2 separate regions of the Homo sapiens genome follow, and region 1 is linked to region 2. Evidence: read pairs that join two places in POLR2A ChIA-PET (ENCODE). Cell type or tissue: MCF 10A. All regions are shown on one strand.

Evidence for each region. ChIA-PET counts read pairs that join two places held together with the same protein. Peaks named below come from ENCODE experiments on the same cell type or tissue, not always from the same donor. Only the 100,000 strongest peaks of a DNase experiment are listed, where the experiment ranks them.
Region 1: POLR2A ChIA-PET joins it to region 2 with 6 read pairs; 2 of 35 experiments call an interaction of 5 or more read pairs at or near these places.

Annotation. Positions count from the first base shown.
Region 1 is chr2:39,255,740-39,258,239 of GRCh38, forward strand. The region is part of intron 31 of MAP4K3 (mitogen-activated protein kinase kinase kinase kinase 3); the gene reads right to left. Among named protein-coding and RNA genes, the nearest start is that of CDKL4, 13 kb to the left of the region's middle. In MCF 10A, no CTCF peak of the experiment used is centred here; no DNase peak of the experiment used is centred here.
Region 2 is chr2:39,404,095-39,406,594 of GRCh38, forward strand. All of the region lies in intron 1 of MAP4K3 (mitogen-activated protein kinase kinase kinase kinase 3), which reads right to left. Among named protein-coding and RNA genes, the nearest start is that of MAP4K3, 32 kb to the right of the region's middle. In MCF 10A, no CTCF peak of the experiment used is centred here; a DNase peak (open chromatin) is centred at 1,437.

The sequences.
Region 1 (2,500 bases), 150 kb before region 2:
GGTCTTGAAATCCTGGGCTCAAGCAATTCTCCTGCCTCAGCCTCCTACAGTGTTGGGATTACAGGCATGAGCCGCCGCGCCTGGCCATTCCATATGAATTTTAAGAGCAGCTTATCAAGTGGCACAAAACATCATGTTGGGATTCTTACTGCAGATCCACTGAACCTGTGGATTAACTGAAGAACTGGCATCTTTCTCATTTAAGTCTTTCTACCCATGGACATGATGTAGTTCTTCACTTGCTGAATCTTTTATGTCTTAAAAAAAAATAATTTGGAGGTTCCTAGATAATGATCTTAAAAATGTTTGGATTTCATTTATTCTTATGTATGTTACTTTATTGCCTTTGTGAAAGGGATCTTTTTTCCAATTAAGTTTTTCACTGATTATTTAGGAAAGCTATTCTTTGGTGTTACTCATATCCAGCAACTCTGAATTCTCTTACTAACTCTAGTAACTTATTAATAGGGTTTTATATTCTATGTACATAATCATACCATCAGCAAAAAATGATCTTTTTATCTTTCTTTCTAATCCTCATACTTTCCCTTTCTCATTTAATAGACAATAATGAAATGTGATAATAGCAAACATCCTTATTTAGTTCTCCACTTTAATGGGAATTAATTTGATCATTAAACATATTTTTAACAGGCTTTGCTAGGTGAAGGACATTCCTTTCTATTCCCAATTTGCTAAGAAGTATTATTTAAAAAAAATCATTAATGACAGATTTTACTGAATGCTTTTTGGGCATCTACTGAAGAGTTACATGATTTTCTCTTAATACTTGGTATTGTGTATTACATAAATACATTTTCTGATGCTGAACCATCCTTGCTTTCCTGGGATAGTTTACTATTTGATAATGTGTAATTCTATTTGCTAATATTTTATTTAGATTTTTAAAAATGATTTTCATAAGATTATAATTTTTGTTTTCTGTACTAATCTTGTTTGATTTTAGCATCAGTATTAAACACTGATTTATTCAGAATTCCTTGTCTGTAGTCTGAAACAGTTTGCACAGGATAGGGATTATCTCTTCCTTTAATGGGGGAGGTAGGTAAAAAAACCATCATGCCTGATTATCAGGTACCACAAGCAATGAACTTGGCTGTGGTTCTCCATCTCCTGTGGGATACTTTTGTAACTGGAGCCCAGCAGGCCTGTTAGCTTCAGACCTGTATACTGCTTTGAGATTCTGTTGTTGATCTTGCTTTTTGACCCTGGCTATGTCTTTGAAAGCGGATTCCATTTTAACATCTTGATCAGATATCCCTCGAAACTGACTTATTATAATCATTTGTTTGTTGGATGAATGACATTCTAGTTGGGAGAATGTAGAAAACAGAACCAGGAATAAGACAATGAACTAACTGCCTTTAGCCTTACCGTCTGCTAATACACATACACGCAAATATCTTTACTGATAAGGAACACCAGAAAAAGTGTGCCTAGTCAAATATTAATCACCATTCATTTTCCCAGCACTATCCTACATAAGATGATTTTCACCTTATTTTTCCTGAATGTAGTCATTTAAAAGTATTGATTGTCAGAAATCCTTTTCCAGAAAAATACTCCTATTAAGCAAAATGTGAGAATGACAAGAAGGAACTTCCATATACTTAAAATTCTCTGAGCAGCAGACACAACAGCCAAAACATAATCTGGTATACTGAGTACTAAATTTTAAAGCACTTATAGAAAAACCCTACAGGAGTCTGGAGGAAATGGGAATTCAAAACTATGTTATAAGAAATGATATTATTTCAAGGCCAGGCGCGGTGGCTCACGCCTGTAATCCCAGCACTTTGGGAGGCCGAGGCGGGTGGATCACGAGGTCAAGAGTTCGAGACCAGCCTGGCCAAAGTAGTGAAACCCCGTCTCTACTAAAAATACAAAAATCAGCCGGGGGTGGTGGCGGGCGCCTGTAATCCCAGCTACTCGGGAGACTGAGGCAGGAGAATCACTTGAATCCGGGAGGCAGAGGTTGCAGTGAGCTGAGACTGCACCATTGCACTCCAGCCTGGGTGGCAGAGACACTCCATCTCAAAAAAAAAAAAAAAAAAGAAATGATATTACTTCTTACCAGGAAGATAACATTATCTACACTACAGTTATTAAACTATTTTAGAAAATGTGTAAGAATGAAGGCTGATAGTGACCTCATATTTATTATATCCTCTAATTTTATTTTACTTTTTGAGACAAGAGTCTCGTTCCTCACCCAGGCTGGAGTGCAATGGTGCGATCTCAACTCATTGCAACCTCCCCTTCCCAGGTTCAAGTGATTCTCATGCCTCAGCTTCCCAAGTAGCTCGGACTACAGGCGTGTGCCAGCAAACCTGGATAATTTTTGTATTTTTAGTAGACACGGGGTTTCACCATGTTGGCCAGGCTGGTTTTGAACTCCTGGCCTCAAGTGATCCACCCACCTTGGCCTCCCAAAGTGCTGGGATTACAGGCATGAGCCACCATGCCCAGCCATATCCTT
Region 2 (2,500 bases):
TGAGTCCTGGGTGAAACTCTGACATGTGCTGGCTTCAAGTGAAAACCAGCGCATGCCCAGTTGTGGTAGCTACAGTGAAAGACTCCTGCTTGAGAAAAGCAGAGAGAAGAGTAAAGGGGACTTGGTCTTTCACCTTAGGTACCAGCTCAGCCACAGTGGGGTAGAGCACCAAGTGGACTCTTGGAGTCCCTGATTCTAGGCCTTGGCTCTTGGACAGCATTTCTGGACCTGCACTGGGGCAGAAAGGAGCCCACTGCCCTGAATGGTGAGTCCTAGGTCTGGCAGCACTCACCACAAGCTGACTGAAGAACCCTCAGGTCTTAAGTGAACATCAGCGGTAGCCTGACAGTACTCCCCATGGGCCTGTAGTGGTGGTGGCCAATGCGTGAGGCTCCTCTGCCTGTGGAAAGGGGAGGAAGGACTGGGAAAGACCACGCTTCATGGTTTGAGTACCAGCTCAGCCACAGTAAAATAAAACACCAGGAAGATTTCTGAGGTTTCTTTTTTTTTTCTTCTTTCTTTCTTTTTTTTTTTTTTTTTTTTTGAGGTGGAGTTTTGCTCTTATTGCCCAGGCTGGAGTGCAACGGCACGATCTCGGCTGACCACAACCTCTGCCTTCTGGGTTCAAGCGATTCTCCTGCCTCAGCTTCCTGAGTAGCTGGGATTATAGGCTTGCACGACCACACCTGGCTAATTTTATACTTTTAGCAGAGACGGGGTTTCTCCATGTTGGTCAGGCTGGTCTCGAACTCCCAACCTCAGGGGATCCGCCCGCCTTGGCCTCCCAAAGTGCTGGGATTACAGGCTTGAGCCACCACACCCAGCCGATTTCTGAGGTTTCTAACTCCAGTCCCTGGCTCCCAGATGGCATCTCTGGACCCACCTGGGGTCTAGAGGAACTCCTCAACCTGAAGGGAAGGACACAAGCCTGGTTGGCTTCACCATCTGCTGATTACAGATACCTAGGGTCTTGAGCAAACATAGGCAGTAACCAGGTAGGGGTCACAGCGGGCCTTGGGCAAGACCCAGTGCTGTGCTGGCTTCTGGTCTGACCCAGCACAGTCCTGGTACGGGTGGCAACAGAGGACCTTGTGTCACCCCTCCCCCAGCTCCAGGCAGCTCAGAACAGAGAGAGAAATGATGTTTCTTTAGGAAAAAGTAAAGGAAGAGAATAAGAGACTGCCTATGATACAGGGAATTCTTTTGGATCTTATTGAAGACCACCAAGGACGTACCTCTACAAGTCTACTAGAACTACAGTGTTACTGGGATTGGGTTGTCCTTTACTGCAGGTATGGCTTAGATTACAAAATCCAAGTCCTTTTGAATATCTGCAAGGCCTTCCCAAGAAAGACAAATACAAACAAGCCCAGACTAGAAAGACTACAAGAAATACCTAACTCTTCAATGCCCAGACATGAACAAACATCCATAAGCATCAAGACCATCCAAGGAAACATGACCTCATCAAACAAACTAAATAAGACACCAAGGCTGGGCACGATGCTCACACCAGTAATCCCAACACTTTGAGAGGCTGAGACAGGAAGACTACTTGAGCCCAGGAATTCAAGACCAGCTTGGGCAACGTGTTGAAATGCCGTGTCTACAAAAAATACAAACATTAGCCAGCTGCAGTGGTGTGCACCTGTGGTCCCATCTACGTGGGAGGCTGAGGTGGGAGGATCACCTACCTAAGCCTAGGAGGTAGAGGTTACAGTGAGCCGAGATCATGCCACTGCACTCCAGCCTGGGTGACAGAGTGAGACCCTATCTCAAAAAATAAAACAAAATAAAAAAGACACCAGGGGCCAATCCTGGAGAAACCAAGATATGTGATCTTTTAGAAAGAGAATTCAAAATAGCTGTGTTGAGGAAACTAAAAAAAATTCAAGATAACTCAGAGAAGGAATTCAGAATCCTATCAGATAAATTTAACAAAGACACTGAAATAATTAAATAGAATCAAGCAGAAATTCTGCAGTTGAAAAATGCAACAGACATACTGAAGAGCACATTGGAGTCTCTTAATAGCAAAACTGATCAAGCAGAAGAAAGAATGAGTTAGCTTGAAGACACGCTATTTGAAAACAGAGGAGACAAAAAAAGAATTAAAAAAACAAGCACATCTGCAAGATCTAGAAAAAAGCCTCCAAAGGACAAATCCAAGACTTATTGGCCTTAAAAAGGAGGTAGAGAAAGAGACAGGGGTAGAAAGTGTATTCAAAGGGATAAGCAGAGAACTTCCTAAACCTAGAGAAAGATATTAATATCCAAGTACAAGAAGGTTATAAAACACCAGCAGATTTAACCCAAAGAAGACTACCTCAAGACATTGAATACTCCAAACTCCCAAAGGTCAAGGATAAAGAAAAGACTCTTTAAGCAGCAAGAGAAAGGAAAATATACACTGGAGATCTAATACATCTGACAGCAGACTTTTCAGTGGGAGCCTTACAGGCCAGGATAGAGGGGAAAGGCATAAAGTGAGGAAGGAAAA